Regions from separate parts of the Homo sapiens genome. Here regions 1, 2, 3 and 5 are each linked to region 4. A link is an interaction called in ENCODE POLR2A ChIA-PET data of the cell type or tissue named here. Cell type or tissue: MCF 10A. All regions are shown on one strand. Each heading gives the region's core, and the rest is flanking DNA. Links, peaks and the distances in the headings are about the cores only.

The links. ChIA-PET counts read pairs that join two places held together with the same protein. Peaks named below come from ENCODE experiments on the same cell type or tissue, not always from the same donor. Only the 100,000 strongest peaks of a DNase experiment are listed, where the experiment ranks them.
Region 1: POLR2A ChIA-PET joins it to region 4 with 10 read pairs; 9 of 35 experiments call an interaction of 5 or more read pairs at or near these places.
Region 2: POLR2A ChIA-PET joins it to region 4 with 38 read pairs; 13 of 35 experiments call an interaction of 5 or more read pairs at or near these places.
Region 3: POLR2A ChIA-PET joins it to region 4 with 23 read pairs; 8 of 35 experiments call an interaction of 5 or more read pairs at or near these places.
Region 5: POLR2A ChIA-PET joins it to region 4 with 12 read pairs; 6 of 35 experiments call an interaction of 5 or more read pairs at or near these places.

The regions. Positions count from the first base shown.
Region 1 is chr1:149,993,749-149,999,971 of GRCh38, forward strand. The region is part of intron 1 of OTUD7B (OTU deubiquitinase 7B); the gene reads right to left. Among named protein-coding and RNA genes, the nearest start is that of OTUD7B, 14 kb to the right of the region's middle. In MCF 10A, for the core only: no CTCF peak of the experiment used is centred there; a DNase peak (open chromatin) is centred at 2,323.
Region 2 is chr1:150,007,124-150,013,346 of GRCh38, forward strand. It overlaps OTUD7B (OTU deubiquitinase 7B), which reads right to left and starts at 3,603. Exons shown (of 12, transcript NM_020205.4): 1 at 3,325-3,603. LOC124904413 (a long non-coding RNA gene) reads left to right here and starts at 5,340. Exons shown (of 3, transcript XR_007066598.1): 1 at 5,340-5,402. RefSeq lists enhancers at 2,348-3,230, 2,595-2,644 and silencers at 3,165-3,454, 3,715-3,764. In MCF 10A, for the core only: no CTCF peak of the experiment used is centred there; DNase peaks (open chromatin) are centred at 2,688, 3,148 and 3,648.
Region 3 is chr1:150,062,721-150,068,943 of GRCh38, forward strand. VPS45 (vacuolar protein sorting 45 homolog) reads left to right here and starts at 5,056. Exons shown (of 15, transcript NM_007259.5): 1 at 5,056-5,230; 2 at 5,910-6,044. The coding sequence starts at 5,138. It also overlaps a transcript of OTUD7B not described here. RefSeq lists a silencer at 4,233-4,472 and an enhancer at 4,683-5,012. In MCF 10A, for the core only: no CTCF peak of the experiment used is centred there; DNase peaks (open chromatin) are centred at 2,931, 4,561 and 5,011.
Region 4 is chr1:149,924,733-149,930,955 of GRCh38, forward strand. SF3B4 (splicing factor 3b subunit 4) reads right to left here and starts at 3,071. Exons shown (of 6, transcript NM_005850.5): 1 at 2,994-3,071; 2 at 2,434-2,562; 3 at 1,644-2,186; 4 at 1,104-1,310. The coding sequence starts at 3,027. MTMR11 (myotubularin related protein 11) reads right to left here. Exons shown (of 17, transcript NM_001145862.2): 14 at 6,060-6,223; 15 at 5,633-5,815; 16 at 4,891-5,184; 17 at 3,919-4,585. The coding sequence ends at 4,397. RefSeq lists enhancers at 2,868-3,247, 4,382-4,451. In MCF 10A, for the core only: no CTCF peak of the experiment used is centred there; DNase peaks (open chromatin) are centred at 3,119 and 3,559.
Region 5 is chr1:149,846,061-149,852,283 of GRCh38, forward strand. H2AC19 (H2A clustered histone 19) reads left to right here and starts at 5,001. Exons shown (of 1, transcript NM_001040874.1): 1 at 5,001-5,534. The coding sequence starts at 5,054. The coding sequence ends at 5,446. It also overlaps a transcript of H4C15 not described here and the pseudogene H2BC20P. RefSeq lists enhancers at 1-28, 5,064-5,746. In MCF 10A, for the core only: no CTCF peak of the experiment used is centred there; no DNase peak of the experiment used is centred there.

The sequences.
Region 1 (6,223 bases), core at 813-4,812, 69 kb after region 4:
ATACATTTTAAAATATCTATTATATAATATCTGTATTATAGGAATGTGGTTGATCTTACCAAAACTGGGATGAGTTGCTTCCTGTGCAGACAGATGCTTCCAATAGAATGTACTCTAAGCCTCTAGGGTCAAACATGTAAATCCTGTTTAAACTTTCTTGCCCCATACTGAGTGGGTACAAGTAGTATGGGCAATGCTTCACAATGACCACAATTACATAGGCCAAGTTTTCAGTGAAGGTTTCTGTTTTTCCTTCTCCTTTCCACAAAAACTACAAAAGGTATCAATTAGTACACAAGCCATCTGGTAAACATCCATTGTGTTCTGAGCCTTCTTGAAATTAATCCAAGAAACCAACCCTTCTAAGAGTGAGTCCTATCCCATTATTATTTTTAACACTATTATTGGTAGTGGTGGTGGTGATAACAAGTGCTAACTTTGCAGTTCATAAAATACTTTCAAATGTATTATTACCTCATTCACTGAAAAAAATGAAGAGGGGATAAAAGGAAATATCATAGGCAATTATCTCAAACATCAAAAACAAAACCCAGCCGGGCGCAGTGGCTCACGCCTATAATCCCAGCACTTTGGGAGGCTGAGGTGGGCGGATCACGAGGTCAAGAGATCGAGACCATCCTGGCCAACATGTTGAAACCCCGTCTCTACTAAAAATACAAAAATTAGGTAGGTGTGGTGGCATGCGCCTGTAAACCCAGCTACTTGGGAGGCTGAGGCAGGAGAATCGCTTGAACCTGGGAGGCGGAGGTCAGGTTGCAGTGAGCTGAGATCACACCACTGCACTCCAGCCTGGTGACAGAGCAAGACTCCATCTCAAAAAAAAAAAAAAAAAAAAAACCCAATTTTTTGTTTTTTTAAGAGACAAGAGTCTTGCTCTATTAACCAGGCTGGAGCGCAGTGGCACGATCATAGCTCACTGTAACCTCAAACTCCTGGGCTCAGGCAGTCCTCTTGCCTTAGCCTCCTGAGTAGCTAGGACTACCGGCGAATGCCACCATGCCTGGCTAATCAAACCCAATTTAACTGGAATTGAAGAGCAAGCATTTTCAATTCAAGAAGTTATTTCTATCAAAAAAGCATTGGACTGACTCTAGCAATGCAAACATCACAGAAAAAATTTCCCTGTAAATTATCCCCTTAAATGCTAGGTCTAATTGATTCAGTGTATAAATGTTAAGATTACAGTCTCAGCAAGAATTTGACACTATAAATCTTTGTTTACCTCAATCTTTTTCCCAAATGCTTTACCCACAGTTAAATACTTAATAAATATTCTTCTACAGAAGGAATACTAACAATAAAGAAGCTGCTCTAGAAAGACAAACTGACAACATTTAGCATTCAAGGACCTTTTGAAGATTTAACGTTTATTGTGCACCTAATCCAAGTACCATGCATTACTTGTGGGTTAGATACATCCACATAAATCATCTCGCTAACCTCATCAACTATGCCCAGATACTCCTGGATCCCCAATACTAAATTGATTAGCTTTCCAATACCAGACAGTTCTAATACTGGCAACCTTGGCCGGGCGCAGTGGCTCATGCCTGTAATCCCAGCACTTTGGAAGGCTGAGCAGGTGGATCACTTGAGGTCAGGAGTTAGAGACTAGCCTGGCCAACATGGGGAAACCCTGTCTCTACTAAAAATACAAAAATTAGCCAGGCATGGTAGTGCGTGCCTGTAATCCCAACTACTAGGAAGGCTGAGCCAGGGGAATCGCTTGAACCTGGGAGGCAGGGGTTGCAGTGAGCCAAGATCGTGCCACTGCACTCCAGCCTGGGTGACAAAGCAAACCTCCACCTCAAAAAAACAAAACAAAACAAAAAAAAACACTGGCAACCTTGATCCCACCTAATTAATCCTTAGAACTTAACTGGAACTCAATTCCTACTGGAACTCAGCTACTCGCTCTAAGTCTTCAGCATTTTTTTTATGCTTTCTACGAGATAATGCTCAAAATAAATCCTTGCACCTGTTCTGAAGATGCTAACTCCAGAGTAAAGACCACACATCCCAGGTATGGCACACGGTAATAGTGGCCGTAATCTAAAACAAGTCCTCTCTTAGATAGCACAAGCTAAAGAATAAACCTAGAATGCTAACAAAACTGAATTTCAGCTGGGCAAAAGACATTGGATCTTGGTATTGTTTCCAACCTCAAAACTCTTTTCTAGTCCTCTGAATACAGAAAGCTTTTTCTATTTGAATGAATTGAGCAGGCAAGTTTGACTCAAGAGTCCCTACCTGCATACTCATCAGAGAGAACTGAGGGAAAACAAAAAAAATTCCAACTCGCATGACCACATTACAATGTTAACAACACATTACTCACCATTGTGCTACAAGAAAGAACCTGCAAGCAGGCACGAACTTTCAGGAAGCCAAAAAGAAACAAGCAAACAACATTCTCCTAGTTCTCAAAGCACAAACTCATTCAAATGCCAAAGCAGGTCACACTGTCCAGTTTATACCCAGGTACAAGTGAGTGGAGAGGGAGAAGGGAGAGGCAAGGGGAAGAGAGGAAAAGCATTATTGTGCAAGTATGCTTTTCAGCACCAAGACACATTTCTTTCTTGGATTCATCAAGACCATTTTTAACAACAACAACAAAAAAAACTGGGGTTCCACCTATTTTTATGCCTTTATATATTCACAGAGAACATCCAATATATGTAAACAGTGGCATAATGTAACAATGGTTGCAGACATTCCTTTTGGAATCCGTTAGAGCTATATCTAAATCCTACCTGTTACTTTCTTGATTTGTGACCTTGGGTAAATTATTTAACGTCTCTATTGCTTAGCAGATACTTCATCTGACATTCACTATAGCATCCTCAGGACCTTAAACAGTGCCTAAATCACACTAATACATACTTTGAATGAATTAATCTGTAAGGTTGCATAACAGTATCTATTTTATGGCATTGCTATGAGTATAAATGAGGTGTTATATAAAATGTTTAGTATAACTCAGGCTAGGATCTTGCTACTAAAGAGTAAAGTTTTCTTCCCTTTATTCTCCAGCCAGGTCAGAAGTTATGACAGACGAGCTGTGGCCACGAATAAGATAGGATAAGCATGGAAGAAGCCAAGCATTAGAAGATGTTTATTACTATCATCATGGGCCATACCTAGGATGACTGGTGCTTATTCTGGAGTTAGAAGCTTAATAACAGGCACAAGGATTTCTTGTGAGCATTACCTAGCAGAAAACATTTAAAAATGCTTAAAACTGTGACAGCAAGGAGCTGAGTTCCAGGAAGCAGCTGAGTTCCTAGTCAAAAAATCCGAGAATATTTAGTCTTGGCAGACGAAATTAAATAACAGTGCCAGTCCCTTACGGTAGGTGCATAACAAGTGTTAGCTGATTCAGAAAATTGTATTTTCAATCCTCAAGTATCTGTTATCACATAGATAAAAGTCTGGCAAAAGAAGAAAACAAGAAAAGGGGTAGGAACGAGTCACATCTTAAATATGCCTGACTATGTATTTTAAAAGCAAATACAAAAGATCTAAGGCTATTCAACGCTGTAAAAAATCTCCTATTAGCAAAAATACTCAATTGATTTATAGTATTTACTCTCCCTTTCAGGTAATAAGATCTATGTCAGTAAATTGTTTTTAACTGCTGACAGGGTAAATAAGTCTCAAAGATTTGGGTCTAAAGCTCTCTTCCTTTTACTAAAAAAAAGACTAATGGGCCTTTGAGGCTACTTCACCCACAGCTTTCAACTCAAGCAAGCCTACCTTCTTGCAGGGAGAGTGGGGGGACACTAATTGTATCTTCAAATTGGGAGTCAGAGAGACTATGCACTTAAATCCAAAATCTAAAGAAATCTTTCCCCTTGAATATGACGAATTGAATCTCAGAAGATAGCTCTAAGAAACCCAGGCCACTATTGCATTAAGAGCCTGATAGACTAAGTACACACATTTTGTGTCTAAATATAAGGAAAACCCATACGGAACTGAAACAGCTTGTGGTTAAACCTCACCATAATGTGGTCTTCAACTTCCCATTTTGTTTTCCAGGCATTGTTCTGTTTTTAACCACTTGACCCATCTCTTCTCAAGCAATGTGATCTAGTAGAAAGAGCACTAAACAACAATCAAAAGAACGGACGATACACACCAAGTCCTACTACTTACTAGGCATGCAAACATAAACCAGTTACTTAAACCCTGAATTCAGTATCCACTGAGAATGCTGAGCCAGACTCAGTACCTTTCAAAGCTGTCTACCAAGGTACCCCACTTCGGAGAGGCATCAGAAACCCACCAAACCCAGCTCTCCTTATTGCTATTACCCAGACTGAAAATGTGTGATCATTCTTACCTAACCTTTTTCACGATAATCAGTTACCAAATTCCCCTTATCTCTCTTCAAATTACTCAAATCTCTCCCCCTTTCTGCATTACCATTACCCTTGTAGACAGTCTTTTTCCTGGACTATTATAACAGTCCTCTAACTGGTATCCTTTCCTCTATTTTATACCACAAGGCTGAATCAGTTTTCCTAAAATACTAATTCATACAATACAATTCCCTACTCAGAGATTTTTCAGTATAAGTATAAAAACCAAATTCCTTTGGCTGAGATTTAAGTCTCACTCCAATTTATCTAACTCTCTAACTTTACTAACTTTACTGATCTTATTGCCCTCCTAGGTAAAACACTGTGCTACAAACTACTTTTCCTGCCCCCAAAACAAGGTGAGCTCAGCTCACTGGTTCTCCACCTTGAATGTTTCCCCGCTATATTTCTCTCTTCTCTAAGGTCTAGATTACCATAAAGGTAAAACTTTTCCCTATCTATTCCCTTTAAACTTCTATATAGCTATGTAACTGTACTCCTCACTTGGTACTTAGTACCTTGGACTTGTATTACTATTTATCTATTTATGCAAATATTCAGTGTTCACAAATAATTAGTGAGTTCTTAATGACTTTGACTGTTTCTATAATATACTGGAAGCCTAACTTTTCAGAGAACAGATATCCAATAAACTGTTGACAGTAACTACTACCTTAGACAAGTCATTTAAATTTTCTGGGTCTCATTTTCCTCACCTAGAAAATGACAATATGTAAATCTCTTTTCAGTTCTAAAATGCTATATGATATTAGATATACTGCTACATAGCCTGTATTTGTTTCTCACATTTTTTTTCTTTATATGCATTTATCTGTATGTAACCATGTCCTATGTAACCCAGAATATAAATTCCCAAGGGGCCAGTTCTCCTCCTGCTTATTTATTTACTGGGTAACTCCTCCTTGGCATCTCCTTAGTGCATTGTCCCCAGATTCCAGTGCACAGCCAAGTGTTCGGTGGAAAGGAATTTGTAGTTTCAATCAAGCAGCAAACATCAAGGGAAATTTGCACAGATGATTTAAATCTCAATTTTCATAATGAACTAGTATATTATACAAAATTACAAAGATGTGAGAAAGAAGGAACTTAAAGTTGTTAAAATGACAGGACACCTTGTGCCAAATAGCCAGGAATTTATTTTAGGCAAGCAAAGAAGCTAGGACACAGAAACTCTTAAGTCTAACTCTCAAATTCTATTTTCAGAGTTCTAAGAAGGGGTATGGAAAGTCTCTATTCATGTCAGTAAACAACAGGGACCAAGTATTGTTCATGTCAGAGAATCCTGTCCCTTAGAACTGATAGAAATTTTCAGGAAATTGATGGTTTCATACTTAGCCAGGTGAGCTACCAGTTCAAGGGAGGCAAAAGCAGATGCTCACAATGGAACACATAAGAGGAGATAAGTTTCTAAAATATATTTTTGTTGGAGCTAGGCATGGTGGCACACACCTATAGTCCCAGCTACTCACAAGGCTGAGGTAGGAGGATGGCTTGAGCCCAGGAGTTCAAGACCAGCCTGGGCAACATAGTGAGACCCTGTCCCTAATAAATAAATAAACAAACTACATTTTTGTTAGTTAGCATCATTGTATTTTCCCACTGTCGTGTCTTAATTCTTCACATGCGACTACCTTCATGTAAATATCAATATTAATTAACACTAAAGCCTCAGAGGAATTCGCTCTTCCTTTTCTTTTGATGTTAGCTGTTAATGATTCAAAAGGCACTAGTAGACTAACTCATTTAAAATGACCCTGACTTTTCAAAGAACTATTTTAGAACACAGCACTGGCACTTTCAAAGCTGCATTCTATCTA
Region 2 (6,223 bases), core at 1,381-5,380, 82 kb after region 4:
GTCATTCATATCATCATTGCACACTGTACATTCTATACTTTCTGTTTGGAAGATCCTTTCTTTTCTTTTATTCCCAACACAGTAACTATTTCATTTACTTGAATGCTCACATTTTACAGATAAGGAAAAGAAGTTAACTTGTCCAAGGTCACATGGTAAAAAATAGCCGCAAGGTCTGAACGAAGACCCATCTAACTCAATAGCCCATACCTCTTTATGACTCATCCATAGCCTCCCAAGTCCATTTCAAAATTTACTGACTCAGAAATCTCCCCAATTTATTTCACTGATTCTTACTTTGTTACTTTAAGTCTTCTCAGCCCTTACATACTTATCAGCACGTTAAATTTGCTTTTGTCTATATGTTGTTTCCTAAATGTTAAAGCTCATAATAGTCTGCCTTCCCATATTTATACACCACCTTTCCCATCCACCCTCAACCCCAAGAGCAAAGACACATGTCTTTACATCTTTTATACCTCCCTAAAGCCTGTCACTGGAGCATGGAGACTGCTTTATCCAGAGAAGTGTTCAATCATTACTCAGCAAGGATGTCTTATTTAAAAACAAACAAACAACTCTCTTCTATTATATTAAAAAGTCAACTGAATTCAGGCATTCATGAGAAAAACTGCCCTGTATCTATCTTCCAGTTACACAAATTTTTAATTACCTGAATTTATCAGAGGCTACAAAAAAGATTCCACAGTCTGCTATTCCACAGCTCCTAAGTTCCCATAGGAAAGATACTGCTGAGGTCACATTTCAAAGCGCTGTTTAAGGATTTTCCCTTTGGTGGGATGAGTGTTTAGGGTAAGGAGAGTGCTACTCATACACACATACACCCACACTATAATGGCCAGTGTCTTTTAGCATGCTTAAGATACTCAGGAGCTCCAAAACTTTGACAAGTGGCACTTAGTGCCCTCATAACAATCAGAATACTTATTTTGGTTACATACATTGAATCTCAAAATTGCAAATAAAGCCTCCTGAGAACTAGGAATAGTGGTGGACTACCAGGCAGCTCTCCACTCATTCCTAGGCTTCTTCAACCCCTTTGATCCCCATGCCCTGGAATAAAGTATGCAGTTCAACTTAGGGAGTTGCTAGATGCAGATATAAATAGAATTTACCCAGATATCATCACTAATATTGGCACCAATCAACTCACACAGATCAAAACAATTATTGATCATCAACAGATTCTGGGAAAGGTGTATGTGGTTTTTAAAAATTAGATTTTCGTCTCCAAATTAAGTCGTTTTTTAAATAGGGGTCTCAAAAGAAAGATTAAACAAATAAAGCTTTGGGAAATTTTCCAAGTTGTTGGCAACATAAGGCCACTAAAGGCCACCTAATGATTAGCATTCATTACCAGTCACCGGGCCTTATACAAGTCAGTAGATAGCCAGCTCTTGCTTTGGCAAAGTTTTACATTTTTTTCCGAGGGAGTCTTCAGTATTAAAAGCAAGGAATAAGTCAAATAAGGCAATGACAATAAAAAATTAGTTTGGCACTATCTTCCTTCCATCTTTCCTTCTATCTTGAAAGTGTAATGTCCAAAGCAGATATCTGTTCAATTCTAAATTATTCATGTTAACGGATAATTATTGGCAGAAAGGTGGTGATAATCAAAAATGAGGGTAAAATCGAAAAAATCTATTTTGGTTTTGGAATATATGTTTTCAGCATATTTACCTTCTTAATTATTCCTAGTATGAGCTAATATTTGCATTGATTTGCAATCTCTAAGTACATAGTAACTGGCCACTTTGTCAGGGAGGTGCTCTGAGGCAAGCTGGGTCAATAGTGGAAATTAGAACGGTCGGGGGTATTCAGCCTGCAGAGGAGCAACATCAAGTTCATTTATTTTACAGTTTTGTTCAGCCTTCAAAATATCAATAGACTAGCACAGCAGGTTGGTTACTGAACGTTAAAAGAACTACTTGAAAAACAATGAAGACAAAGCGTATAATTAATTCTTCATTGTTTGCGCATAATGTATTTGTAAGTTATACACAGCAAATATTTAACTACCTCTGATTCTCCCTAGCCACCCAGCTTCCGTCCCTGAAGTCTTCTCCCCATCAGGAATGCAATCTCATTTAGTAGGAAGAAAATTTTCTACATGTTTTCAGAAGTTACATAGCATAGAAACTTTTTTAAATATTTAGGGGTTAGCAACTCTTTGGAGCCAGTCTTACCGCCACCTCTTTCTCTACTCTGTCCTTTTCCACCTTTGAAATAGATTCTGAAAGACAAAGGGATCCAGCCTCCTCAAAAATCTCCTAAATATACAGTACTAGAGGCCAAAGACTGAAAAATTAGCAGCATGTGAATTTCTAAGCAAAGCGTTACGTAGTACGTATAAAAAGATAAGGAAAATAAAAGTCAACGTCCTGCTAATTCTAGGCTTTGCATTCGTGAAAAGCTGCCTGAAAAGTTTGTGGGGAACTTCTTCCATAAAATTCCACCAGTCAGTTTCTAATTTCAAATTTTTACATCTTTATTGTGCCCAGAGAAGCCACCTAGGTTAGACAAGAAAGACTACCACGAGCGGGGAGAAAGAGACTCTGAGCGCTGGTCCTTGTGAGCCGACAAGCTAAAAATACGCCGGCCCAGTAAACAAATCCCATTCCATCCCGACCGGAGCCACACCGTTAACCTAGTAATTATGAGAAGAGTGAGATCACGCAGCCCCCGGCTTACTCATCATCAGCTTCTAAAGTTTCCATCGGCTCATGGCAACTTTTCTTTTTTCTAAAGTTCTTAAGACTGCCCTAGAATCCGTCAACCTCCGTCTCTCTCCCTCTCTCACACACACACACAAACACACACACACACCTTTTTCTCGCCTTTCCTCCATTACTGTATGCACCTTAGTTTGGCTATCAATAGGAAGAATAAGCTTATTTGCTTTTCATTTTAGTATTATATTGAGATTTTAAATGAACTTTATCCTACTGTGGGGATAATACACTGCATCTTAATCACCTTAAAACTCCACCATCCCTCCCGAAAGTCTAGCTGACAAGGGGGGACCGTCCAAACTGGCCAGCACAGCTCAGGAAGGGAGGCCGGGAGCTGGAGAGCGCGGGGTAGGAACGCAGGACGCAGGTGAAAGGGAGGAGGAAAGATCGGGACGAAGCAAGGAGCAGTCAGGGCGAGAAAGGAGTGCCGAGGGGAGATGGCTTCGGGTGAAACAGATTCAGAAAGGAGAAAGGGGACAGTGGCGATCTGAGGAGCAGAGTTTGCGAGTCTGAGAAGCCGGGAGGGGCGGGAGCAGACGGGGGACGGTGTCAGGACGGGGGGCTCCGTTACCCTCGCGGGCTCCCGGGGCAAGGCCCTAGGCCGGGGCGGAGCGCGGGGCCCGGCCGCCTCTCTTCATTCCTCGGCAGTGACCCCGGGGTCCGGCCGGCCCCTCCCCCGACGGCGATGGAGGTGGAGGCGGTGGTGGAGACTGCGACCGCAGCTGTTGCTCCGCACGGGATCTGGAGCTGGAGCCAGAAAGGACTGATCGGGACTGGCCTCCCCCAGTGGCTTTTTGCCCACTCCGCACCCGGTCGCCACTCCGGCTCCGGCGGCTGGTTCAGGATCGGTGGCTTTCTGCTGTCCGGCCGGAAACAGGCGCCAGTTTCCGGCCGGAGCGGGTTGGTGGTGACACCCAGGCCGCCCCCGGGCCTCCTCCCGCTCCGCCCCGTCGCAGCCCCGCCTTTAGCGCCGCTCCCCAGGCTGCGGCCAGTTTGGCGCTTGCCCCGCGCGTGACCCCGTGTTTTCCCGACCCGAGTCCCTAAAGCTCCTGGTCTGGAGCATTCTTGAACAGGAGTTGGAGGAGTACAGGGTGGACTCTTAGGACTCTGGGGTAGAATCAGTTGGCTACAGCCGTTGGGAAGGAGCTGAAAGGGGTGGAGTAGTTGTAGAAAGGTGAGAGAGATGAAAATACTTCAGAATGAAAAGACTGACATTCTAGTAACTCTACACAATCATTCTGGAGTGACCGGAGGAAGATTAGCTTCTTCCACACCAGTCTCCACCCAATTATATATTTCTCTTGTTCCTTCACTCTTGAAGTGAACATATCCTTCTCTGTAAACACTTAATATTTATTTACTTGCATAACAGTGATACCCTGTTGATACATCTGCTTTAGACTGCTAACAGTAAAAAAAACTTACATAGTGCGTTTGTTATGTCTTCTAGTGCGTTTGTTATGTCTTTTAAAACATTATGGCATAATTCAAATATGTATTGTATCCCTGTGATGTGTATCACTGCTCTCAGTGATACAGGGGGATACAAAAATTAACAAGACATAATCCCAGACATCAAAGGTTTTACAATTTAGTAAAATACATAAAACTATATTATATGTAGCAGAACTTGTATGTGTCCTACCTGAGTGACAATGAGCTATGGCTATGAGAACATAATAAGCCATCCTTGTCACATAGTAGACCTTCCATATTTGTTGAATGAATGAATAAGTATTAGGCCTGTGTGGACTGTTTCAAGAAAGAAAGGCCATTTAGTAAATACCTCTTTATGACAAACACAAAACGATGCCAACCCCGGCTATACTCTAACAAAAGACATTTGAAATTTTAATTCAGATTCCTAACATTATAGCACCTGGTCTGCATATTCAAAATAATGTATTGCCTAATTGTGCCCATTATGCCTATGTAAAAACAAATACTCTAGTCAACTTTTCTTTCCCCTCACTTCTTCCTCAGTTTCTAAAGGGGAGGCGTGGGGCATAGGCATTTTAGAATTGTCTAGCTCAGAATAGGAAACTGACACCTGAAACAGGGAAACTTCCTAGACAGCTATATCTCTTAGGGATACACCTGGGTTTACAATCGAAAATTTAGGGCTGGGCCCAAGGCTGTCCACACATGCTAAGGCCAAACAAGTCAGAGTGCCTTGCATGGGGGCATATCCAAGACATACAATAGAGGTTGACAAGTAAAGTCATTTGGCGTGGGCTTCAAGCGTATAAGGGACCACAAATTTTAGCTACCGTTTAGTGGTAAATTTAAGGAGGAGAGCAGGATGAGATTTGGTCACCTAAATTGACTCTAACTGAACTCTAACTGAACTGAACTGGAAGGGTACGGGGGTGGACGCTTGGGACTCTGGGGTAGAATCAGTTGGCTACAGCCGTTGGAAAGGAGCTGAAAAGGGTGTCGTTCTAGAAAGGTGAGAGGGATGAAAATACTTTAGAATGAAAAGACTGAAATTCTAGTAACTCTACACAAACATTCTGGAATGATTGTGACAACAATCACTGACCACACCTACCCTTTGCTAGTTAAATCTGAGATGGGAGCACAGATCTGTAGAAGAGGAGCCTCAAAATCTGAAAGTTGCCTTGTTTCACCACAGCTGTCCAGAACCAGGTTATACCCATATAAATATGTCTTTCTAATCTTAACGCCACTGCCACAGACTTAATAGAACCAGGCGTGGAGCTCAAAGGCACTCTACCCTCAATATAAGACTTTTTCTTTTGGCAGTGACCATAGAAGGTCTCCAGATTTGAAAGCTGGGCCAAGTTGCTGGTCAAAGTCATTTAAGTGACCACACTTTATAGGCTTGCCTGGAAATTTAGGGGCCAGGAAGTGATGGGGTCACAGTTGCTTTGTGCCTATTTCTTGCTCTGACCATCCATCATTCATTGTTGTTTGTGCAGTTGCTCAATGGGCTGCTTGTCTTTGGTCAGCCCAGGCTGTGTGGGTAGCAGTGTGGTCAGCTGGGCTGGGAGCCAGGCCACCTGGGTTCTGGTCCCAGCTCAACCAGTCCCTAATCCATTAAGTGACTCCCTTCCCATTCCTGTGTCTCAGTTTCTCTGCGTAGAAACTAGAGGCTTCTTCTCTAGTGATATGCAGCCATTTAGGCTGGCACTAGGTTGGATGCTCAGAGGCAGCTGTTTAATGTAGACATTGGCAGCAGCCAGAACACAGTTGACTATTTCTTGCTGCTAGGTAGAATAGTAAGGGAAAAAAGGTAAAAGCACCAGACAAAATCCTACCGGTGTACACAGGGCCACACACCCTCAACTGCTATTCTGTCCAAAGTTCTTTTCCACCCTAGAGATCTGTTTTTGTTTACTCGTCTTAGCAATTCTAAGGGCTGCTTCAAGGAGCTCCCTGAGCTTTTACATCACTTTAAGCAAGAGCAGAAAAACCAGAGCTTTGCATTTCACCAGAGAAACTAAAAA
Region 3 (6,223 bases), core at 2,071-6,070, 140 kb after region 4:
TTTTTTTTTGAGACGGAGTTTCACTCTTGTTGCCCAGGCTGGACTGCAATGGCGCGCGATCTCGGCTCACTGCAACCTCCACCTCCCGGGTTTAAGCGATTCTCCTGCCTCAGCCTCCTGAGTACCTGGGATTACAGGCATGCACCACCACGCCCGGCTAATTGTGTATTTTTAGTAGAATCAGAGTTTCACCATGTTGATCAGGCTGGTCTCAAACTCCTGACCTCAAGTGATCCACCCATCTCCGCCTCCCAAAGTGCTGGGATTACAGGCGTGACCCACCAAGGCTGGCCCTGACTTATACTTATAACAAGCTCAAATCACCAAAAATTTCACTCAGACTAGATCATTTCATCCTTGGGAATGCAAAGATCTTATTTAACTAAATTTTCAGTTACTCAGGTCTCTGAGTATATTACCTGTAGTTTCTGCAGATAGAAATGGTTCTAGGCTAGGCATGGTGGCTCATGCCTATAATCCCAGCACTTTGGGAGGCCAAGGCAGGCAGATCACTTGAGGCCAGGAGTTCGAGACCAGCCTGGCCAACATGGTGAAACCCTGCCTGTACTAAAAATACAAAAATTAGCCAGTTTGGTGGCGGGCACCTGTAGTGCCAGTTATTGAGGAGGCTGAGGCATGATAATCACTAGAACCCAGAGGCAGAGGTTGCAGTGAACCAAGATGGCACCACTGCACTCCAGCCTGGGTGACAGAGCAAGACCGTCTCAAAGAAAAAAAAAGAAATGTTTCTTGCTGTGGAGTGGTTGCAATACAGAAATCCAGTTTCTTTGGCCATCTCAAAATGCTACAAATGGTGAACTTATTTGTAATAAAAAGTATGAATTCAGGATCGTTATTTTAAAGGAGTCTGCACAGGATTTGATAGCTGGTTGGTAGTCATGCTACAAGCCAACTCAGCTATAATATTCTCACTGTGGCTATTATCAATTTACCTACTCAGAAAGGTGGAATCACTGAAATTATTGAATGTGCAGACAGAACTCTTCATGCAGATAATTTTTACTCAATGATTTAAAGCTATTAAATGCTTTTGCTACCATAAAGCTCAGCACATCACAGTTGGTGAACTGTGATGAAAATTTAACAAATTCTGTTTGATTTGAGGCTGCGTAGACACTAAGCCTCTGAAATCACTTGAAGCATATTTTTCCTAAGTTTTTTCTTCATAAAAATTGCATGTTTTACAAATTATGATGGAGCAGGTCAAATCTTCCCATTAGTATTTCTATTATTGTATAGTAATACAAGATCAAGTCTTAATGGAAATTATATTTAGAAGCTATGGATGACATTTTCTGAAATTGATTCTATGTTTAAATTTTCTTGTCAATGGGAAATACATATAACCATAAGTGAAAAATAAGCTAAAACATGTTTACCTTTTGATTTCTAATAATCGAAGCTGATATTTATTGAGCATTTACTATGCACCAGGCACTGTGTAAAATACTTTTTTGCACATTATTTCATTTAATTCTCACAAATTCATGAGGTAGGTTACGTTATTACCATTTATCTGATGAAGAAATGGTTAGAGAAATTAAGAACACTGCACAAATACTAGTTGTATGACACAAGTAATCCTTTCTTTCTTTCTCTTTCTTTCTTCTTTTCTCTCTTCTCTTCTCTTCTCTTTTTTCTTTTCTTTTCTTTCTGGCAGAGTCTCACTCTGTTGCCTGGAGTGCAGTGGCATGAACATGGCTCACTGCAGCCTCGATTTCCAGGGCTCAAGCAATCCTACCGCACGCTTCTCAAGTAGCTGGGACCACAGATGTACCCGCTACACCTAGCTAATTTTTAAATTTTGTGTAGAGACAAGGTTTAGCTATGTTGCCCAGGTTGGTCTCAAATTCCTGGGCTCAAGCAATCCTCCTGACTTAGCCTCCCAAAGTGCTAGGATTACAGGCATGAACCACTGTGCCTGGCCAATACTGCCATTCTTTATGCAAATATTTTTTTCAATTGTTATCAAGTAGGAAATCTAATTAACTTCAGTTTCATTGAATTTCATCTTTACTTCCTTCCTATCCATGGCTTATGAGAGAAGTGTTAACATGAAGCAACAAGGATTATAGTAAATAGAGAATTAATAATCTAAAATAACTGAGTTGGCCATATTGTTATTATAATTATGCTGAAGCTTATTTACATATTCTTTGTTTTGTGTTGAAGCCTTGAGCTCTGGTGGGGGAAAATCATGATTTTGATTAAACACAAAATGGGCAGTTAAACCTCTAAATAGTATACATGGAGAAAGCTGAAGTACATTTAATTATTTAGATAATCATTCCTGATTATTTAACTTACATATTTACAAGCCTAAATAAAATGTACAAATGTAAATAGTGCTTTTTTTTTTGGAGACAGGTCTCACTCTGTCACCCAGGCTGCAGTGCAGTGGCACACTGTAACCTCAACCTCCTGGGCTCAGGTGATCCTCCCATCTCAGCCTCCCAAGTAGCTGGGACTGGAGGCGCTGGCCACCATGCCCAACTAATTTTTTGTATTTTTTTGTACAGACAGAGTTTCATCATATTGTCTAAGCTGGTCTTGAACTTCTGGACTCAAACGATTGGCCTCGCCTTGGCCTTCCAAAGTGTTGGGATTACAGGAGTAAGCCACGTGCCTGACCAATACTGCATTTTTTGACTTCCTGTTTTCTATCCTTAAAGCACTGATTTCTTGGACCCAGTGAAAACAAATTTTTCAAGTTGAAGATTTTAAGTTAATGTAGTCATTCATATTTGAAGGATGTCATGATTTATTTTTTAAATTTAATGTCTTTACTATTGAAAATATTTCTTGTTATTATAGTTTACTTATACCCTAAATTAAAAATAAGTAGGCACTTCATATTCTGGATTTGCTGTCACTTGCCTGCAACAAAACAAGTAACTGGGTTTATCCTGGATGAGTCACAAAGCAAGAGCTTGGATTTTATCATTGGTTTCAGTTCTATTTTTAGAGGTATGGGGATACAAAAGAAGTTCTTAATTTGGAGACATTTAAAATGGCTTGTGTGGTTTTCTTCAGGAAGGAAGGATGCTGTCTAACTTCAGGACCATCACAGCACCCTTTAAATATGTAATAATTATTTTGTTCAAAATGTTTATGTTCCATATCTTATCGCTCAATGTATAAAATATCACTGCCACTGACATCAATGAAATTTTATGTGAAATGGAATGAGTTAGTAAGTGTCAAGTAGGTATTTTCCTCGTCCCTCAAAAAGTTATGTGCCCAAGTATAAATCATCAAAAGGATAAAGATTCTTTCCATCTATTGCTTACAGACTGACTATTGTTTAAAAAGGCACGAATTTCATAGACAAGTCTTTATCTCCTTCTTTCTTAAAAAAGCACAGAAAATGGGGAAAAATCTTCTATACTGCAATCTAAATTATAGGTAAGAAAAATAAAAACCAAGTGACATAGGAGATTGGCAGTGAATTTTCAAATATCAGTAATTTACAGGATTTACAGGATTTTCATTAGCGTTGTTTCCATGTTTTCTGTAAGATACGAACATTTAAATTGATAAGAATGGAATGTTCATATAACATTTCTTGTATCCATTTAAAGATTCACATTTTCACTTTAATATATAACTTAAGACTTTTCTTTCAAAACACATCTAAAAATTAGTAAAATGCCTAAAGGGAAGCTTTATTTACTTGGTAGAAAAGCTGAAAGAAAAAAAACATATTCTTCACAATTTCAGAGGTGACAAAAATCTCTTATATTTCAGTAGTTTCTGATCTCCCTTAAGGGATTTGAGAATTATATATAATATTGCATAATCTTAAGCTGATTAATGTTAAAGTGCTATTGGTCTATTTTAACTGTGTACTTCTTAAAATATAATGAAAGAATTTATTTGGTAATCCTGAATCTATTGACCTCACAAACACTGGTCATTATTTTGGTGGAAATATTCATAAGCATTTTTAGTTACTGATTTCTAACAATTGTTTCTTATTATCTTCCTGATTTTACAATTCCCCAAAGTAAAGGTGCGAAAAACAAACATCTACCCTCCTTTTCGACAAATGCCATGATAGAGGGGAGACCTGTGTGGTGTAAAGACAAATGCAGACATTTGGAAGTTGATGGTTTTAAGATTCAGTAAAAACTTGAGAGTTTTGGCTTCAAATCCCCACGCTAGTTTTAGTTCTACCGGATACGTGTCCCCTACCCATTTCAAAGGACCCAGTCACCTCGGCTCTTGCCTGAGTTTCAGAGTCCCGCCGGAGTTAGAGCTGGCAGAGTCCAATTGCTCAGAGCGCCGAGGCGGGGGCGGGGCAGGGGGACGCTTGCAGGTCCGGTGGTCCCGCGGGCTGCGAGCCCCCACGGCCGACCCTAGCTGCAGACCCTCCTGGAGAACCTCAGGCCTTTCCCCCAGAAACATCCCTAAAAGGCGTTCCCTTTGTTCATTCATTCAACAAATATTTGTTCAATCTCATATGCCCCTCTGTCTTGGGAAAACCAATTAGGGCCTCTGCAGCCTCAACACAGGGGCACTGTTCCCGCCTATTAATGACGCAATGAACCCGGGAAGACGAATCTCGACCACTGTTTCGCAAATACCGCGTGTGATTTATTAAATGCCGTCTCTCCGAGTCCCAAGCGGCCGGGAGCATTATGCCACCTCCCTTGCCCTCATCTCTCACTGCCATGCAAGAAAGCGTTAATGGCAAATAGGGCACGTAGCCACACTCCGTCGTTCCTGCTTCCAAGCAAACCTTGTGCCAGGTTCCTCATTTCGCGAGGCTCCACTCTCTTGGGCTTCAGGCTGCCGCTGGGCCTCCAGCACCAAAGGGCAATAGGGGTCTGAGAGTCCGGGCCTCAGGCATCTTCAGGCCGCAGGTGGGTGGAGAATAACGCCCGCGCGTGGCAGCGGCCCAGGCCGTCTCAGCCGGATTTTTCCATCCCCGGGGTAGGCTTGGTCCCCTGTACACTCCAGCGGAACTACAACTCCCAGCACCGTGGCTGCCCGGACTCCCGGAAGCCGAATCCCGGCTGGGAGGAAGCAGCTGAGACCCGGCCAACAGACTGGGGGTTAATTTAGCCAGAAAAGGGGGCGGGAAGGGCTGTAGGGTACTTGTCAATTCGCCGCCATGAACGTGGTTTTTGCTGTGAAGCAGTACATTTCCAAAATGATAGAGGACAGCGGGCCTGGTATGAAAGTACTTCTCATGGATAAAGAGACGGTGAGTTTGCTTTTGCTCAGCATTTGTGAAGGAACCCTCTCAACCTTACAATTGCTCGTCCCATTCCACTGTAGGACTTAGCATTTAATTAAACATACGAAAATGAGGGTCGGTTTGTGTGGAATTGAAAAGTTGTTTATATAAAGCTTGCCCGGTGGGTTTTCAGTCTACATGGCTCCAGCCACTGCCTAGAGACTACTTCTACCCGGAACAATTTATTGGAATCAGAAATCCTTTTCTAAATGTCCCCGCCAAGAAATCATTAATATGTCAGAGCACTTGGAAGGCTTTGGGATGGGCCTACTGTTTCCACTCAACATTGTGTTTTTAAAGTAAAGCTGTTGGAGCTCAAGCTGAAATGACAGATTATTTGTTGGCCACAGACCAGAAAACAAAACTCTTTAAGGTGATAGAAAAAAATATTTTTGGAAACTTATGGATTGTTCCTGTTCAAAGAGACCATGTTTTTTGTTTTTAATCTTGAAGCTTCAGCTGAAAGGATAGAGCGTATTTTTCATTCTCGTATGTTACCTACCTGTTTGGATGTTCAGTAAATGTTTTCCGTATATTACTATTTAAGTTATCCAGCTAAGTATTAATGAAAAAAGAGGGTTAGATGTGCTACTTGTTTTTATTATTCTAGACTAGCATACTTTTAGTTAATCTTTTGTTTTTACAGACTGGCATAGTGAGTATGGTATACACACAATCGGAGATTCTACAGAAGGAAGTGTACCTCTTTGAACGCATTGATTCTCAAAATCGAGAGATCATGAAACACCTGAAGGCAATTTGTTTTCTTCGACCTACAAAGGTACTGCATAAACTGAGCTTCCATCTGCCCAGGCAGATGCAGAACACTCTGATCTGAAAGCATTAAGAAGGCAAAATAAATTTGTATTATCATAATTTGTGGCATCATAATTATCCTGGTTCATCAGTGTTATAACCTTCATTTTTCTTGTTTTGTTTCCATATTTCAGTTGACCCCTT
Region 4 (6,223 bases), core at 1,292-5,291:
CAGAAAGATTACCATGTGCAAGTCACAGGTGTGGCAAACAGCACAGTATGTTCCAGGAAATGCCAGTTAACTCAGTAATCAGGAGCAAAATGCAGTTATAGAAATGAGGGGCAGGGGCCAGATCATAAAGAGCTGTGAATGCTATGGTAATGAGTTTGGGTTTTACTCTGTAGGTCAAAGGGAGCAACAGAGGAATTCTGAGCAAGTGTGTGCACATCTGTGTCTTAAAAGACCTACACTGTGAAAGTAGATCAAAGTTAGGGAAAACTGGAGTCAAAGTGGCAAGAGATTACTACAACAAATTAAGTGTAAAATAATGAGGCAATGAGAGACTGAACTAGGGCACTGGCCATGGGGAGAGATGCCACTGATACAAATAAGACTTGGTATTAAGAGTGGGGTGATAGGGAGCAGTCAAACATAGCTCTCAGATTCATGAATTAAGCACCTGAAAAAAAAGAACACTAGAAGAAGAATGGATTTGAAGGAGAGGGATAGAAAAATGACGCTATCTATTAAGCAGCAGCATCAAGGATCTGGAATATCAACAGCTACGGACTAGAGATACAGACCTAGGAGGCATCAGTATATACCCAATTAAAACTATAGATATATGCAGAAAAGAGAAACAAGCACAAAAATCTAGGCACAAGTAGACATGAGTCTATCACGGTAGCTGAGATTAAGAAGTCAGAGAGAGGGGTGGAGGATCTAGAAAAGCAAAAGCAAAAAGAGACAAGAATTTCAAACAGGAGGACACAACTAGTTTCAAGTATATCAGAGGTCAAACTAGATAAGGAGCAGAAGCGTCCCCGAGATTTGGCAATTAGGTCACCACTTTGAGGTGGAGTCAGAGAAGAGAATGGAACTAAAGATTAAAGAAATAAAAACTGGCAAGTAGAGTCTACTTGTCAGAAAAACTTAAGAAATGGATTCAGGGTGGTAGATGTTAGAGAGCATTTTGTATGTTTTTATAATAGAATGTCTGAAGGAAAGGAAAACTCTGAAACTGTTACTGTTGAGGAACAAAGGGCAGCAGGGTGAGTGGTAACAGAGATGCTCTACCAAGCTCTTCCCTCCCTTTCCCAACAAAGCACACCTACCTGGATGGGGCATCCCACCCGGTGGGAATGGGTGAGGATGTGAGTGTCCATGACCAGGATGTCCTGCCCCTGGGGTTCCTGCCGATGGGGGGCCATGTCCTGCAGCCCCAGGAGGCATAGGTGGTGGGGGCATGGCTGGGGGTATCCCAGGTGGGAGGGCTCCAGGAGGTGGCACTGGGGGTGGGAAGGAGCCAGGAGGAGGCATGCCTATAGAGGAAATGGAAAAAGGAAGAGTTAATGGTAGTGAGGAGAAAATGTCTTTAAAGAGCCTGTCCTGATCTGGCCTCTCCAGGCAGGGTGAGCTCTTTCCCCCTCCTCCCAGTGCTCTAAAATCAAAAGCAATGTTAGAAAAGTCAACCAACTTCACCCTCCTAAAGAAACCCAACAACTTTCTTCTTCACCACTACCATCACCCCTCAGTCCTCTTCCCATCAACTCACTGACTCAATGTCCCCTGTCCCCCTTTCAGACTTGTTTTCTTCTTCCTCCTGACCCTCTCCCCCAACCTTAAGACAAACATATTTTAACCAAAAGCTTTACCTGGTGGAGGAAGCCCAGACCCCAATGATGATACCACAGGATTGGGAGCAGAGGGTGGAGGAGGTGCATCTGCAAACAGCTGATGAGGGCGATCAGCCTGGGAGAGCGGGTTCTGAGCTGCCAGAAGTCGTTCGGCTGCTGAGCCATGGCGCTCACCCTTGGAGTCCTTCTTGAAGGCATAAGATACGGTGATAGGACGGTTACAGAGGTACTGCCCATTCATGGCTTCAATTGCTGCATCCGAAGCATCAAATGAAGCAAAATTAATAAAGGCATAACCTTTGGAGTTGCCTGTGTCAGGGTCCCGCATAATTTTGGGGGTTTGTAAGATGACCCCAAAGGCGCTGAAAGTATCATAAAGCAACTTCTCATCAATCTCAGGGTCCAGGTTCCCAATGAAAATGTTGGCCCCTACATCCAGGTTTTTGTTGTGAGCTGATGCTTTGTTCACCCGTATTGGCTTCCCATAGAGTTTGATCATGTTCATGATCTTAATGGCATAGTCAGCATCTTCCTCACTCAAGAATTCCACAAAGCCATAGCCTGGAAAAGTGGAGAAGAGGAGGTTAACAACGTAAGTAAAGAGACTGAAAATGGGGTAAAATTCATCTACCCTCTAATCACAAAGAACAAGAAAGAAACAACATCACTTTACTTAAGAATGGTTCCAGAAATAAACTGAAGAGAGGCTTAAAAGAAAAAAATCTTTAGGTTGCTCATGTTATTCCAAAACAGTTGTGAATACTGCTGGGACCCTCCGGGAGCAATTCGCCCCTTGTCATGTACTCACCTTGGTGCTGGCCAGTGACTCTATCCTTTGGCATGTGGGTGTTGACTACTGGTCCAGCCTGGAGAAACAGTTCCCACAGCAGCGGTTCACTAACCTTCTCATCCAGGCCCCCCACGTACACAGTGGCATCTTGAAGGGAGGGAGCAAAAAGAGCAAGCGTGAGAGTGTAACGGGAAGGAAGGAAGTGATGGAAACATGAAGATGGAACCCAACCAGGGGAACTGGGGACCGCGGTAGGGGACAGGAGCAAAAAAAAAAGTTTAAACCCTTAAACTTCTCTCTTCCCAGGACTTCGGGAATCCTCTGAAGTCTAATTTAGTATTGTGAGTGGGTTTTTTTGATTTTTTGAGTGAGAAGTCAGCAGGGGACCGGACTTAAGTATCACACCCAGAGGCCTCAGCCAGCACCCGGCCACCCCGCCCCCAACAGGCAGAGGGCCGGTCTCGCGCCCTCTGGGGAAGGGAGGAGTCCAGTCTCCCACCCCTGCAGAGACACTGCTGGCTGTAGTCGGGGCCTCCTAGCCACGCTGAGCCCATTCCAGACTTTCCCCCTCCAGTTACCCTGATTCCGCTCGGAGATCGGCCCGGCAGCCATGGCGAAAGAGATCCCGCCGTCTCCCAGCAGCGGTTCCGCCTTCTGACCTCAGCACGACTTCCACTTCCGGGGCGAAGACGGACGTAGCGGTGGGCGGGGCCGCGGAAGAGGAGGTGCCTGGAAGCGGCTGCAGCCATCTTAGGAGCCTCCGAAACTTAACCTGGGTCGGGCGGTAGAGTCCTCGGCTCGCGTCCTGAGGTGCCGCTGCTAGTTGTCTTAGCGAGGAGGGCGGAACGGAAACGCTCAGGCCCTCTTAATGCACTGCTAGACTTGAAAGAATCACACTGCTCTCAAAAGTGTAAATTCGAAAGCTAAAAGAACAAAAATTTCAGTTTTAATATATTTTGTGGACAGTGATTCTTCTTCTGTTGTCCAGAGAAGGATGTGCTGAAGAGTTCCCCCCAACCCGAGGACTTGGGGGCTTTCAGGCGCAGAGGGAGCCTTCCCTCTCGCCTGCAGCCTTCTTGCAGATTTGGCCTCACAACCCTGATTTGGGCTGGAGGTATTTGGTTTTCCCTCAGGGGAGGAGACTGCGAAATGTCTGAGCTTAGAGTGACGTCTGCGCTCACCTCGTCCTAATTGCATGGGGAGGGTGAGGGCTGCTCCGCGTTGGTGTGTGACCACAGCTGAGGGGTGGATGGGATCGGAGCTCTAGAGTCTGGATCTCTAGAACACTCTGGCCCCATCTGCCTCTAAATGGGAGACACACACAAGAGAACCCTTTCCCCAAATTGCACTTGAATTTTGCAGAGCCTCACCAAACCCAGTTCCCCTATTTCCTTAGCAATAATATGGTGGATGCCTTCCTCTCTTGGGTCATACACCCCTTTTACCCACCACTTTCCTACCTAGGAGAATCCTTTATTCAAACACAAGAAACAATGCCAGCAATGTGTATAAATACTATGCTTTAATGAGCCCCTTAAATAGAAATTCCACTACAAAAATACAGAGGAGATAGGGTGTTTCCTGTATCCGCCTCATTCCCATAGAAAACTATAAGGGAAGAAATAGAACTTGGAATTAAAGCAGCAGCAAGGCGAGGTGAGAATGCGATTTCTAGGCCATCTTGTTGGGACTGATGAACAGCATCTCTGATCTCATGATTTAACATCTGGTTATCCAGAAGGGATGGGATTGGCCTAAAAAAACCGATCAATTTCTGGATTGTTTTTGTTTCTTAATCCTTCAAATGACAAGAAGCAAAAATATTTGTAGAAACTAAGCAAGACAAGAGTTGGAGCAGTTAACACCACTATCTGCAGCAGAAACTCAGACCTTCTTAGTGAACTTAAGGGCTGAAGTGTGAAAGCTGAGGCTGCAAGTGCAGATACAAAAAAAAAAAAAAAAGATTAGACAGAACCCTCCTCTACCCCAGATCCCCCTCTGCCCTGCCTTTGAGAATGCCAGCAATTTCAGTGGGATTGAGAATGGTATGTGGATCTCTTTTCTTGGAGTGATCCTCAGGAGATATTCTTGGTGTCCATTTCCGTAATAACTCCTGAAGATGGGATAGCTCATCCTGGAGGCCAGAGATTGTGGGAGCTGAGAGGCCCATCTGGGGAGGAGGCAAAGAGGAACAGAGAAGAATACTGTTGTAGCTCTGGCCCCCTGCTTCTCTGCTACTTCTGGTGTCTTTAATTCTGTTTCCCCTTTCAGCTATGCCCTAAATTCCACTTAATCTAAGCCACAAGCACTTTCCCGCACCTCCTACACTCCCAAACCTTGTTTGATGCCAAGAGGAGTAGAACTTCACTTCCCAGACTCCCAGAGGCTTCAGCTCCTTGCCTTTCCAGCTCCTGTTCATCTGGTTCAGCAGAGTCAAGTCCCTTGTCCCACTCCCAGTCTATTTTCCCTTCTTACCTGGACCTCAGGCCTTCCCCTCAGGTAGCAGCGTCTCCAGAGCCTGATCTGGGGTCCCAGATACCCAGGCAGCAGCAGCCCTGGAGGTAAAGGGCAAGCTCCCCAATGTGAGGGGAGACCCCATTCCTGGTCAGCCAGGCTTTCAGAGGAGATAGCAGGTCGAGGGAGCCAACGAGAAGAGACTGCCAGCAGGGAAGGACTGTCCCGCCAAGGACAGAGCTGATTCAGGGGGGTCAATGCTCCTCTAGAGAAGAGCCACACAGAACTGGGGGGTCCAGGAACCATGAAGCTTGGCTAAAAGGAAAAGAAAATCAACTGGCAACAGAGAGACCAGATAACCCTAGTTTCCCCAATCTGGATCAGGACAGGGTGTCCTGCTGCCACCCACTCACTGCACTGGTGACTAGAACTACAAGCCTCCCCATGAGAACTCTTCTACCCTCCTCATTAGGCTTCAACTAGGCCTCGGGACTGATTAAGGTTGATTTTAGGGCACCTTATGTGTGCACGAGACAGGAAGATGAGTAAACAGACTTGAGGAAGGACAAAAAGGGTGCCCTCTGTGCTATTCTAGGTCTTCTGTCTTCCTAGGGACACCCAGGGACTATAAGTGACAGCTGCAGAAGAGTAGTGGAGTAGCTTTCCCTAAGGAACTCAAGACATTTTGTCTTTCACTTCTCACTGTCTAGTAGCATGAGCCTGTGGGAACGTCAAGGGAATTTAGGAAGTTTAGACACTTCACCTGTGGTCTAGGGAGCCAGGAATCTGGACAGTGTTCTGGGTCATAGCCAGGATTCTGGAATTGTAGTATCTGTGCATTGCTATAACGTAAATCCCAGTCCCAGACAGACAGCTGCAGGTTAAAAGAGTTCCCAGCTGGAGGCTGGGAGTATCCTGGGGTGTAGACTTGTGTATAGGAGTTTAACTGGACAGAGGAAGCAAGAAAAAGGATGGTTACACACAATCCTCCCACATCTAGAGACAAATCATGAGATTCTCACCTCTTATTCTAGGAAAGATGTAGGGCAAAAGTCTCGTCCTGAAAATGAGAATAAATCTCCCCCTCCCCACTCACAGACCTCACTTCTCATAAAACAAATCAAGACCAAACTTCAGAGAGTACATCTCAATGGAAAAAAAAACACGAGTCAAAAATAGAAGTCACTGACCTGTCCGCTCTGCTTTCCGCGCTCCCAGGGGGTATTTCTCAGGAAGGTAAGGGTGTCAGGAACCCTGACACTGTCATGAAGAGCAAGAAGGAAAAACTCAGAGAATTCAAAATCAGCTGGAAACTGCTGGAGGAGCTGCCAGACACAATCAAGGAAGAGGAGAA
Region 5 (6,223 bases), core at 958-4,957, 79 kb before region 4:
CAGTCTGATTCTTATTTTTTTGTAGATAATCTACCCTTTCTTTCTGTAAATGTTTAGAAGCATGATGTCTATGTGTGTATATATACACACACACTCACTCCCCCCCGCCAGGACTGCCTCAGTTTTCATCTCAGTATTTGACTAAAACCTTCTATTCAACTTCAGTTTCAGCCTTAGAATAACCAGATGTCTAAGTCAATGTCATTTGGGGCATCTCTAGACTTGTGCAATCACAAAAGTCACCATTACCGCTACATAGTACGTATTATGACCAATGGATATCATTCAGAGTTCTAGTTTACATATGCTATTATCAAACATATGTAAGCCTTTTAATGTAACTTGGGAGTGAAATTAGTAAAATTCTATCAATTTACATAAATTAATTTTACTGTAAAAATAAAATACATTATGAAAGTTTCTGTACTAATGTCTTTGATTACAATTTTTAAAGTATTTCCCATTTTTTTATTTTGAAAATTTTAAACCTACAGAAAAGTTGGAAAAAAAAGTACAAAGACCAGCCATAGTCCCTTCACCTGGATTCACCAATTATTACAATTTTGCTGCATTTGCCTTATCTTTGTCTTCTCATGTACACAGACAGCCTCTGAACCATTTGAAAATAAACTGCAAATATGTTGGCACTTCTCCCTAAATATGGTGGCATGTCTCTTAAAAATAGGATATTCTCCTAAATAGCTACAATCACATTATTACACCTAACAAATTTAATGCTGATTCAGTAATATTAATATGCAATCCATATTCAAATTTCTCCAATTATTGAAAAAATTCTATATAGATGTTGTATTAGTTTCTTGTGGCTGCTGCAACAAATTACTACAAACTCAATGGTTTTAAAACAACAGTCATTCTCTTACAGTTTTGGAGGTCTGAAGTACAAAATCAATTTTACTCGGTAGAAATCAAGGCTGCACTCCCTCCAGAGACCTTAAGGGAGGGTCTATTTCCATGCCTTTTCCAGCTTCTAGAGGTTTATTTCTGGTTTATGGTCCCTTCCCTCTGTCTTCAAAGCAAGCAGCCTATTAATCTTCAAATCCCTCTCTCCTTCTATCGCCTCCTTCTACACTTGACTTTCTTGCCTCTCCTATAAGGACTGTGGTGATTACATTTGGGGCCTACCTGGATAATCTGGCATAATCTCTCAATCTCAGAATCACATCTGCAAAATCCTCTTGGCTATATAAGGTAATATTCACAGGCTGTAGGGATTAGGATATGGACATATTTGGGAGCCACATTTAGCCTGCCACAGCCATTGACTACTGTTATGGGTTGAGTTGTGTCCCCCCGAAAGATATGTTGAAGTCTAACCCCTAGTTGCTTAGAATTTTGCCTTCTTTGGAAACAGGGTCTTTACAGAGGTAATCAAGTTAAAATGAGGTCTTTAGGGTGGGCCCTAATCCAGTATGACTGATACCCTTATAAGAAGACATGGAGACAGCCGGGTGCAGTGGCTCACATCTGTAATCCCAGCACTTTGGGAGGCCAAGGCAGGTGGATCACCTGAGGTCAGTTCGAGGCCAGCCTGACTAACATGATGAAACTCCATCTCTACCAAAAATACAAAATCAGCCGGGCGTGCTGACGCATGCCTGTAATCCCAGCTACTCGGGAGGCTGAGGCAGGAAAATTGCTTGAACCCGGGGCACAGAGGTTGCAGTAAGCCAAGATCATGCCACTGCACTCCAGCCTGGGCAACAAGAGTGAAACTCCATCTCAAGAAAGAAAGTAAAAAAACATGGAGACATACATGAAAAAACTGAGGTAGAGATTACAGTTATGCTGCCAGAAACCAAAGAACAAGTGGGGCTACCAGACACTGAAAGACAGGAGTCTTCCCCTAGTGGGTTTGGAGAGAGCATGGCCCTACCAACACGTTGATTTCAAACTTCTAGCCTCTAAAACCATGAAAGAATAACTTTGTGTTGTTTTACGCCATACAGTTTGTGGTACTTTGACAGCCCCAGGAAATTAGTACAACTACTAAAATTTTTTGATTTAGTTTATTTAAAATTTTTAAATAAAATTTCACATCTGAAAAAAAACCCTGGACATTTTTCCTGTGATGGTAATATTAGTCTTTAGCCTTAGTCAAGTATTAACATTTGGACATCTGTTCCAAATATGTAATTGGAGCAACTCTGTCCTAATTGACCCTATTTGACTTGAGACCTTTCATGAAAGGTCTTTCCTTTTATCTAGGAAATTATTATTCCTGAAATATTTCAAGATTCAAACTGGTATAAGTAAATATGTCAGACAAATTGGCTTAACTGGAAGTCCAAAGGTGCAGCAGGGATCCAAGGTTGGCTGAACTCCATGAGTGGCTCAGTTCCCTGATTCTCCCACACTGTGTCCTCCTCTGCATATTGTCTATAATCATTCTTGCCTTCATACCTAAAGACAGTCCATCCTCCTGCTGCCTCTTGAAAGCAAATAAGCTGCTTTCCCAAAAGATAATAGCATACTACACTCCCCTGCTGAGTTAGTTGTTACTCAGTTCACTTCCTGAAATGTTAAATGCCAATGAGTTTGATCTAGATTCCTGAACTAATCACAGTAAGAAGCAGGTTCAGACAGCAATTAAACTAATCAGGCCAACCCTAAGAACTGTGGGTAAAATGCGTTTCTGGGAAACACATGTGGCAGCACTATAACAGAAACAATTAGAAAAATAAATGCTACCTAGTCAATAACATACATTATAGGACTATGAACTACTAAGTTACACCTCATGACAAACACATGAGTAATAAAGTCTAGAAAAATACTTAAAGGTGATGTCCATCATTCTCATTGCTGTGTTCACAGTTCACAGGTAGACCCTAAAGACAGGCTTGTGTTGTCTTTACTGAACCCTAGATGCATCTCTCAAACTGTCAACTGCACATATCCACTTGAATAGCAAAGAGCTTCTCAAATTTCAGTCGGAACTCTGGATCTCCCTTCAGTGTCCCAACGAATATCTTCTCTCAGTGTTCTATCCTAATAGTACCACTATCTACACAGTTGCTCAAGCCAAAAATCTAGGGGTTTCACTGTTAGCTAAATCCTGTTCCTCAGCCACACCTATTAATTCTACCTCAAAGATAAAATCCAACATTTGTTTCCATTACCACCATTGCACTCCAGCATGTCATTTATCCGTTGTTTTTCACACTTTAGCATATATCACCATCACCCAGAAAGCTTAACACAAATAATGGAACCTGGGAATTTTCATTTTTAGTAACTTCAAGTAATGCTGATGCTGCTGGTCTGGAGAGACTTTAAGTCTTAATCACTGTTCCAGCCCACAACACTGCAACAGCCTCCTAATTGCTTTCCTCGCTTCTATTGTGGCCAGCCTAGGATTTACGATCCCCAGAGCAATCAGTATAATATTTTGAGGTTAATGAGGCTGTGTGATTCCAAGTCCAGTGTTCCCAAAGCAGAAAACAAACCTAATCAACCTCCCTTGCAAATTGGTGGTCCTTCTCCTCTTCAGGGATCCCAAACTCTGGCTTCAGAAATCGTATATTTTGTTGCTATTGTATGGAACAAACCCTTAAACTGGACAAGCTTTTCCGAGTGATAACTCTTGGGGAAAAAAACCATTTAATGGTATTGGGTAGATTTTAGGGTATCTCAACTAGAAAGCGCAGAAGGTTATCGGTGTTAACTCCTGGTTATCAAAATCGAACTTCCATCTACCTCCTTAAGGAATTTTCACATGAGTGGTGGTGTAGGCACGTGTTTGTGAACCAATGATATAAAAACCTCAGGTTTCTCGATACCATATATAAAAGTTGAGCTATTCCCTTTTAAGTACACATCTGAGAGCATACAATGCATTTAATCTCTACCTTCATTTTACCACTGAAGAGCGGACCCAACCTTTGTTCATATACACAATTTGATCTTACATAAACTTATCAAAATTAACACTGCGTTTCTCAACAGGAAACAATCTCCTGGGCACATATTCACGGGTACGTAACCAGGCCAAAGACAGTTCAAGAGCAGCCCTCTAAGGCAAGCCCCAACCTATCTATGCCATAGTAAGATACCACTATCAATCTATGTAAGCTTACTTATAGCAATGCCTATGTGAAAAGAAAATAGTTATCTGTGCTTGGTGTTGTGTGCTCTCCTAAAGTTAACCAGACGTGAAGCCAAAAACATCAACTGGGACTGACAACACAAGAAAGATTCTTTAACTGAGGTGGTTAAATGGCCCTGAAAAGAGCCTTTGGAGACAAAGCAGCCGGCGACCCGCGGAGGGAGGGAGGGAGGGAGCGAGCGAGCGCCAGGTCCCGGCAGGGACTCACTTGGAGCTGGCGTACTTGGTGACCGCCTTGGTGCCCTCGGACACGGCGTGCTTGGCCAGCTCGCCGGGCAGCAGCAGGCGCACGGCCGTCTGGATCTCCGGGACGTGATGGTGGAGCGCTTGTTGTAGTGCGCCAGGCGGGACGCCTCTCCCGCGATGCGCTCGAAGATGTCGTTGAGGAAGGAGTTCATGATGCCCATGGCCTTGCACCAGATGCCGGTGTCGGGGTGGACCCGCTTCAGCACCTTGTACACGTAGATGGAGTAGCTCTCCTTGCGGCTGCGCTTGCGCTTCTTGCCGTCTTTCTTCTGGGCTTTGGTGACGGCTTTCTTGGAGCCCTTCTTGGGAGCCGGCGCGAACTTTGCAGGCTCAGGCATGGCCAGACCCAAGACCGACACCGACCCCCGAGAACGCAAGCAGAGCGGTAGGCTCGGGGTCTACCGGAAACGACTGTGTACTTACAGAGGCTGTGCGCATGACGCTGCGTTATGGTTCGCGAGTTTTCCGCGGCGCGCAATGCGAGGGAGACGAGATTATGTAAATGAGTGGATTCTGGCTGAGCTATCCTATTGGCTATCGGGACAAAATTTGCTTGAGCCAATCAAAGTGCTCCGTGGACAATCGCCGTTCTGTCTATAAAAAGGTGAAGCAGCGGCGTTTTCGGCGACTTTCCCGATCGCCAGGCAGGAGTTTCTCTCGGTGACTACTATCGCTGTCATGTCTGGTCGTGGCAAGCAAGGAGGCAAGGCCCGCGCCAAGGCCAAGTCGCGCTCGTCCCGCGCTGGCCTTCAGTTCCCGGTAGGGCGAGTGCATCGCTTGCTGCGCAAAGGCAACTACGCGGAGCGAGTGGGGGCCGGCGCGCCCGTCTACATGGCTGCGGTCCTCGAGTATCTGACCGCCGAGATCCTGGAGCTGGCGGGCAACGCGGCTCGGGACAACAAGAAGACGCGCATCATCCCTCGTCACCTCCAGCTGGCCATCCGCAACGACGAGGAACTGAACAAGCTGCTGGGCAAAGTCACCATCGCCCAGGGCGGCGTCTTGCCTAACATCCAGGCCGTACTGCTCCCTAAGAAGACGGAGAGTCACCACAAGGCAAAGGGCAAGTGAGGCTGACGTCCGGCCCAAGTGGGCCCAGCCCGGCCCGCGTCTCGAAGGGGCACCTGTGAACTCAAAAGGCTCTTTTCAGAGCCACCCACGTTTTCAAATAAAAGAGTTGTTAATGCTGGCCACTCTCAGTCCAGCGTTCCTCAGTAGTGAATAGCGAACCTGGAGCTGACGGGACGGGACGGGACGGGACGGGACGGGACGGGGCGGGGCGGGGCGGGGTGTGTGTGTGTGCGCGCCGTCTTCCATCTGGAGCACGTAACTGCCTTGGCTCTTCGATGAGTGGGTCCCCAGTCCTAGGACTTCCCAGGGCAGGTGCAGGCACCAAACGTCCTGGGCGCCGCCACGGTCCGCTCCACACAGTCACAAACACCAGCGCCGCGGGCAGTACCCAACGCGCTGAAGTGTTGCGCGCGGAGCGCGCGCTTCCCTAGTGGTTTCCGCAGGCTATGGCCGGACACTTAGACCTAGTCTGGCACCAGCGGGACGTGCTCCTCGTCCCCACCCCCGATGGGGAGGGCCCTGAGCGGGTAGTGCTCGCTAGTGTGGCGGAGCTGGGTCTTGGCTTCACTGAGCTGACTTAAGTCTTAGTTTCTGTTTTGTTTTCCAAAGCGCCCTGGCGGCGGAGAGTAAGGGCCTCGGAGGCGGAATCTTGCGTCCTGGGGGCGGGCACCTCTCCCACCCAAAAGGCACCCGACAGGCGAAAAACGATCCGCCAAGTAGCAACTGGGGGCGGGGGGCAAATGGAAGAATGAGGTTCCACGCGGGAGCTGTAGGGCG